Regions from separate parts of the Homo sapiens genome. Here regions 2 and 3 are each linked to region 1. The links are chromatin loops, found by intact Hi-C in ENCODE. Cell type or tissue: heart right ventricle. All regions are shown on one strand.

What was found. Peaks named below come from ENCODE experiments on the same cell type or tissue, not always from the same donor. Only the 100,000 strongest peaks of a DNase experiment are listed, where the experiment ranks them.
Region 2: it touches region 1 in a loop (18-fold over the local background); 97 of 110 quality-filtered maps call a loop at or near these places.
Region 3: a loop joins it to region 1, with 10 times the contacts of the local background. A loop is called at or near these places in 90 of 110 quality-filtered maps.

Annotation. Positions count from the first base shown.
Region 1 is chr5:170,419,828-170,422,327 of GRCh38, forward strand. It overlaps KCNIP1-OT1 (KCNIP1 overlapping transcript 1), which reads left to right. Exons shown (of 3, transcript NR_109899.1): 2 at 559-788; 3 at 2,144-2,500. It also overlaps a transcript of KCNIP1 not described here. Among named protein-coding and RNA genes, the nearest start is that of KCNIP1-OT1, 32 kb to the left of the region's middle. In heart right ventricle, a CTCF peak has its summit at 1,192 (motif pointing left); a DNase peak (open chromatin) is centred at 1,194; H3K27ac peaks cover 442 bases.
Region 2 is chr5:170,224,463-170,226,962 of GRCh38, forward strand. No RefSeq gene overlaps it. Among named protein-coding and RNA genes, the nearest start is that of C5orf58, 7.3 kb to the right of the region's middle. In heart right ventricle, CTCF peaks have their summits at 1,564 (motif pointing right) and 1,766; a DNase peak (open chromatin) is centred at 1,599.
Region 3 is chr5:170,266,850-170,269,349 of GRCh38, forward strand. LCP2 (lymphocyte cytosolic protein 2) reads right to left here. Exons shown (of 21, transcript NM_005565.5): 8 at 1,536-1,633; 9 at 160-226; 10 at 1-42. Among named protein-coding and RNA genes, the nearest start is that of LCP2, 30 kb to the right of the region's middle. In heart right ventricle, a CTCF peak has its summit at 1,198 (motif pointing right); a DNase peak (open chromatin) is centred at 1,202; H3K27ac peaks cover 855 bases.

The sequences.
Region 1 (2,500 bases):
TTATGCCCCCTGACAGCTGGGGAAACCAACACTTAAAGTGATTAAGTCACAAGTCCAAAATAAATGACAGAGCTGCAGTTCAAGCCCAGGTGGTCATTTACCAAAGGCCATGCTCTTTTCACTTTGCATGGGACTGTGACCGCTGGCTCTACCCAGCTTCCCAGTGCGACCCTTCCCCGCCCACTGTTTCTCTTCTCTGGCCAACGGAAACACAATGAGACCACATATGTAACATTACATTTTTTCATAGCCACATTGAAAAGAAAAAGGAACCAGGTAAAATCCATTTTAATATGATATTTTATTTAACCCAATACAGTTGAGGCTTGAACAACACAGGTTTGAACTGTGTGGGTCCGCTTACACATGGCTTTTGTTCAGTCTCTGCCACCCCTGAGACAGCAGGGCCAGCCCCTCCTCTTCCGCCTCCTCCTCAGCCCACTCTACATGAAAACAAAGAGGATGATGATCTTTTTGATGATCCACTTTCACTTAATAAATAGCAAATATATGTTCTCTTCTTTATGATTTCTCGTAATAACATTTTCTTTTCTCTAGCCTCATTTACTGTAAGAATACAGCATATTCCCAGCTACTCAGGAAGCTGAGGCAGGAGAATCACTTGAACCTGGGAGGCCGAGTTTGCAGTGAGCCAAAATCGCACCATTGCACTCCAGCCTGGGCAACAAGAGCGAAACTCCAACTCAAAAAAAAAAAAAATAAAAAGAATACAGCGTATAATGCATGTAACATATAAAATATGTGTTAATCAACTGTCTATGTTATGGGTAAGTCTTCCAGTCAACAGCAGGCTATTAGGAGTTAAGTTTCTGGGGAATCAAAGGTTATACACAGGATTTTGACGGCATGGTGGTTGGCACTCCTAACTCCCACATCGTTCAGGGTCAACTGTATATTCAAAATAGTATTCAAAATGTAATCAATAGGAAATAGTCATTCATGAAATACTGCGTCTTCTTCTTCTCCCCCCCAACCCCACTTCTTTGTATTCAGTCTTCGAAGTCAGTGGGTATTTTAACCTTACAGCATATCTCAATTCAGATTACTCACACTCTAAGGACTCAATAGCCACGTATGGCTGGGGTCTGCCAGCCGGACAGCGAGGTCTAGCCCTGATCTGAGCAGGAGCCATTTGATTGGGTTGTTGGTACACTGCCATCTGGTGGACAGATGTTCCTTGCTTGAAAAACCACCTCGAAGGAAAGTATCAGCATCAGGGACAATAGCACAGTGGGCCTCAGGATCAGCTCCCCGGAAAGAGCTTGGGGTTGGAGGGGGTGTTGTTGCTGAGGATGTCCCCAGAGAAGATGTACAGCCATGGAGCAAACTCAAGTCACTTATGATGTCGGCAAACCTTGGCCGTGGTGCACTCTTGTTTCCTGGTTGCAAAAGGATTTAGCAGAAAATGGTAACTCTTTTTCAGAAGGCATATTTAAAGCAGCTCTTTAAAAAGCAGGAGTTTCTTTCACACCCAGTTTCGCCATGTGGTTGTGTGAAGGGCTTCTCCCCAGAAATCATGTGGTCTCTCTTTTAATTCACAGTAAAAACCTTTCTTCTGTCTTGGCCCATTATGGCTGCTATAACAAAATATCATAAGCTGGCCTTATATACCATAGAAATGTATTTCTCACATTTCTGAAGGCTGGGAAATCCATGATTAAGAGTTGGTGTCTGGTGGGAGCCTGCTTTCTGGTTCACTGATGGCGTCTTCTTGCTGTGTCTTCACCGAGGGGTAGGGACAAGGCAGCTCTCTGCAGCCTCTTTTCTAAGGGCACTAGACCTATTTGCCATGGTTCCAGCCTCATGAACTAATCATTTCCCAAAGTCCCCACCTCCCAACACCATCATCTTCATGATTAGATTTCAATATATGAATTTGGGAGAGGATAGAAACATTGAGACCATAGCATCTGCCAAGTTGTGTCTTCCTCACTCAAATTGGGTAGGTGTGGTTATTCCAGAGTTTCAGTGAACCAAGACGTATTTTTCCAATGTGAATAATTAATTAAGAACACTTGATTAGGGTCAATGTTATTCTGGACTTCTGAATCACTCCCACATTTGAAGGGGAGTTTTAAACACAACTTTGTGTGAATAAAATGATGTGTCTGCATCTCTCCAGGAAGCAGTGTTTGGAGCTGAGATGACTTGGCAGGGAGAAGAATCCACTGGGACATTCAATAACTTGGCATTGAGAGTGTTTTCAGCACCATGCTGTCCTCAGAATAGTGTTAGAATTTATATAAACACAGATGTGACTTGTGCCTTGAAGGAGAATACAGTCTTCCCAGGAGAGACATGCAAAACCATCATAGACAAACAGCAAGAAAACAGCATCAAGGATGTACATGCACCGGGCAGAATGTAAACTGGATGTAAAACCAAGCATTTGAGGGCAATGAGAAAGGAACTTGGTTCTGGTCTCAACTCTGCCACCCACAGCTGCGTGACTATGTCTCTGTCACACTGCTTCTCAGGT
Region 2 (2,500 bases), 200 kb before region 1:
GGTTGCATGTCTCCACAGAAGGCCTTCCTCACCCTGACAATGTAAATCAACAGCTTATCTTCATGGGTATGGGACAAGAGGAGACTAGAAATTGTCCCCACTCCCCATCCCAAGACAAATGTGCATTTGATTGACTGCTTCCTCTACTCCATGTTTACTTTATCTTATGTAAAGTGCAGATTTACTGAGCATGAGACAAACATATAATTGACTATTTCCTCTACCCCCTCCTTTTCACTACAACGTGTGGAATGTGACCATATCCTCCCTTTATTTTCTCTTTCCCCTTTCTCATCCTACCCATTTTCCCCTTTAAATATCAAAGCCCTCAAAATTCTCTTTGGAAGAAATAGGGCCACAGATCCGACTGTGGCTTGTGTCTCTTTTTCCCCATTGTGTTCTCAACCTTGGCAAAATAAACCTCTGAACTGATTGAGATCTGTCTCAGATACTTTTTGGTTTATAAGGCATAAGGCCCAGCCATTTCCCAGCTGAGTAATCTGGAGTCCAACCCTGAGTCTTTCTGAGTCTCAATTTCCTCAGGCATACAATGGGAATATGAATTGTTTCCAAGGCTCTCACAATTAAATGAGATCATATAGGCCATGCTTAGCATCCCATTCTTCCATCACCAGGTGTCACCTATCACGGAGTCTGTGCTGATTCTACTTCTAAACATTTCTGTAATGTCATTTCCATCTCTTCTGCCAACATGTTAAACAAGGCCCCATCATCTTCCCCATGGATGACTGCAATACACTCCCAACTGGACTTCTCATATCTATTCTTTCCTCCTGTCCAATCTGTTCTCCATTGTGAAGCCAGGATCACCTTTTTAAACTCCAATTATGAGCATACCACCCACTACCTCCCATTCGTCACCTGCTTAACACCCTTCAGTGGCTTCCTACAGGCATCAGGAGAGAGAATGTAACCCTCTGCATAGCATGGTTGGCCCCTGCTCCCTCTCCAGCCTCATCTCACCCTGGGTTCCCCCTCACTCCCTGCATCCCCGCCTTGCTGACATTCTTTCAAGCTCTCCCATCTGCCAGGATGCCTCCTGACATGAGGGCCTGAAATATGCTGTTCCCTCTGCCTATCATGCTCGTTTCTCCTTCTCATCTCAGCCCAAATGTTCCCTTTCCAGGGAAGCCCTCCCTGAAAGCTGCCCCAGCCGTGTCACCGTCCCCACTGGGACATCCTTCCTTCCTTGATAGCTTCTAATTGAATCCTCACTTAATATGCATTTGTGTGATGTGTGGATTCCAGTCTGTCTCCTTCACCAGACCATGAGCTCCATGGCTCACCCCTACATGCCTCAAACTTAGCATGGTGTCTGATACACAACAGATGCTCAAGAAAGGTTTGTTGTATGAATATTAAATGCATGGCACTTGGGAAGTTTATAAAATTGTGACTTCCTTTTCCCTTGTCTAGGGCTTCTTATATATGAAAGTTAAAAAAAAGTGTGTTTTTGTTTGGTGGTTGTTTTAATGAAACATTATTTGTCAAAGTCTCCAACAGTGCAGATCCCTAAGATTTCCCTTTCTGCAAAAGATGGCCAGCAGAGGGCCCCATAGGAGCAATTACTGAAGTCAGGTCAGCGAAAACAGCAGCTGCTGAAAGATAGCCGATCCTGTGCCCAAATCTCTGGCAGTCCTTGAGCAGCTTGGAGAGAACATCACCATCATGGAACCCTGGCCCACTATGTCCAAAAACTGTTTGATCTGGCCTCAAGAAACAGGAGTTCATAAGGCAGGAGATCAGAGCCCTGCGTAGACGGTTTTAATGCAAATCCCTGCTTGTTTCTTGAGTTGCCAGTTTCACGCTTAAGAATTTGTAGTCAAGAGCTCGCACAGTTGGGTAGAATCACGCATGAGTGTTAGGGGAGATTTGCTTTCTTTGGGGGCCACTTTTCGTTTTCCAGTCAGTAGTTTTATTTCCATTTTAATTTTCCGAGCATCTGGCCCCCAGCAACAGCCTGTGGTTTGGAATTCATGGCTCTGTTGTGTGTTTACGCACTACACTTGCTTGTAATTGACAAATTTAAATTCTGGTCATATTTCATTTATTACCCAGACCCAGGGAAAAATCCTAGGCGAAAACCTAATTACAGCAAAAGTGCCACAAGGTAATTGCTGTGAAAGAACTCCTGCAGCAGCAGGGCTGAATATTTCATCCACCCATAAAATGATTATGCTGACAAGATTCTGAAAAATAATAAAATCTGTTTAATAAAAAAGAAGCAAAATATCAGTGTTTTTACACACAAAGTATTAAAACATTCTTCATTTTGGACAGATCCTAAGTCATTTGATTTTTATTCAAATGATGATCCACAGCTGAGATAGTTCTTTTATCAGAAACCGGGGTTGGGTAATCCCTCCCACATGAGGCTGTGTGGAAGCTTCCAGGCCTGCAATGGCCTTCTGGAACAGTACTGAATCGGCTTGCCACTGCTCTATTGGATCTCTGGTCTGTGCCACAGAATCAGAAAGCA
Region 3 (2,500 bases), 150 kb before region 1:
CTAGGGGAGGTTTCGTGCTTCTGTCTATTGAAGGAGCAGGGACTGGAAGGGGAAAAGGCTGACATCAATTAAAAGAAGAAAGCAGTCGGCTGGGGGTTGGGCGGGGCTAGGGGAGTGCCTGGTGGGAACAGGGCAAGAGAGAGCAGCCCTTGTACTCACGCTTTGCCGTTTTGTGGTTTCTGCTTCTGCTGGGTTCTTCGTGGTTGGTCTGGGGTGGGGGCAGTGGCTGCATAAAGATCCAAACGTTAGGAAGCACTTCCAATACATCAGCAAGAGCCGGCACTCCCAAAACCTGTCTGGATCTGCTCACTTTTCCTCATCTTCATGTTCTGCCTACAAACATCCATGTCCATTTCTTCACTGAACTACCGCAGTAGCCTCCTATCTGAGCTCCCTGTTCTAGACTCTGCCACGCAAGCTCTTTTCTGCAGGCAGCAGAGTGAGCATGTCACTTTCCTGCTAAGCCTCCTATCACATTAGAAACAAAATTGAAACTCGTTAATGTCCTGCGAGGCCCTGCCTGAGCTGGCCCATGTCTGCCCTCTCAACTCTTTCCTGTGATCCCTTCTCAGTACTCATGGGGTCCCTACCATAGAATCTTCTTGCAGTTCCTGGAAAATCTCAAGGTTATGCCCTCTTTGGCATCCCTACACTTGTTTCCTTCTGCCTAGAACGTTCTTCTCCCGGCTCTTCCCACAACTGGCTCATTCTGTCCCAGGTCCTTGTCACCTCCCCCCCCCATACCGTCATGTTACCTGGTCTTCCGTCCCCCGAACCACACATAACTACTCAAATGATCTCTTTCAGACATCTGTCTACCGTCTGATAACTAGCCCTAGTTGAGTTTTATGAAAGCAGGGACCTTATTTATCTTGTTCACACTTTATCCCCAACGCCTAGAACTCTGCTTGGCACATAGTAGCTGCTCAGACAATATTTGCTGATTAAATAAGTGAATCCTGCATCTCAAAAGAAGGTCTTCAAATCTCAAAAGCAATATACATCTGTAGATAAACTTGTGAAGGGAACACATTCCTAACTATCAAGTCCTTAGTCTGAGCTTCTCAGGGTCACTCTGGGAACTTATCAGATTCACAAGGACCGGGCTGTATGCTCGAAGAAGGAGAAAACGGGGTTTGCTACCTCTGTCTCCTCCGGTCTGAAGGCTCCTGTCCTTGGAATTTCAGGTGTCGGCCAGAAGGTGGCGCAAGTCTTTTTGCAGGAGAGAGGAAGGCTCGGTACCCAGGCAACACCAGTAGGTGCCACGGACTTAATTCGGTTCTCTTTGGGTTTATTTTACAGTTTTCACTTCTCTCAAATAGTGGGAAGTAAATAAAAACCACCAGTATTTTACCCCAAAAAAGAAACACGTGTGAATGCTTGGGTTTGCCTTTCCCCAGCCGAGGGAAAAGATTATAATCTTTTCTTACAAAATTAGAATGAGATAAAGATGTTTATAGTTTTATTTTTCTCTCTGGCGGAGGAAATAACTGCAGTGGACACCAAGTACTGTAAAAGAACGGGAGGAGGCCTACCGAGTGATTCCGGCCGGCTGGTGGGGGCGGGAGGGCGGCCATCGGTCTCTGGGGGGGCACAGGAGGCTGCTGGGGGGTTTTCCCAGAGGGGGGCCGGTCTGTGGAAACACAAGGTTATTAAAGTGAAAGGGGAGTATCGGCCAAGCTCAGGGGTCTCCAGGAACAGATATGCAGCTCGGGGCACCGGGGGTGCATGATCCTTGACCCCCAGGCCCACATGAGCCCCAGCCACGGGGAGACCCAGCCTGGATCTCACCCACCCCTCCCTGCCCATTTTTTCTGTCCTAGTTTGTGTCACTCTCCTTATACACAGGCTCAGCTTTCTTTGCATTTCACAGGAATAGGTATTTATCAGAGATTTTGCCAATCAAGAAAGGCCTCTTTGTAACCAGCTCAGCCAGAACTGGAAGGGAGGATTTTCAGACAATTTTGTAAGAAGTAAACATACGCATACCTCTGTATGCAGACACACAGATATACACATGTGCACACATGCATGCACACACATGCATATATATGCACACACCTGCATACACAGAGACACGAGTGCACACAGACACACACACATGCCAAAAATCTCACAGGCACACCCAGCTGCCTGTGCAGGGTGAAGTCAGCTCTCACTGCCATAGGGATCTTGTTCTGTCTGCCCTTCCTTCCCCTCTCCAGTGTCCTGGGCTATCTCCTCCCTGACACTTCCTCATTTTGCTCATCTCTTCCCATAAAGGGAGGAGCTGATCACCAACTTCTGTTACCAGACCACAGACTCTTAAGTGGAAGCTAGATTTGCCTCGAGCAGAAACTCACATTATCTGGGCAGAAACTCACATTATCCACATCTCCACGGAAGTGTCCCTAGGCCAGGTTGACAGGCTGGCAATTTCCTACCCCTTTGACAGGGAAAGGCCAGGACAAGACCATCAAGCAAGAGGGGTGAGTGGGTAGGGCCTCCTTACGCTTTGTGC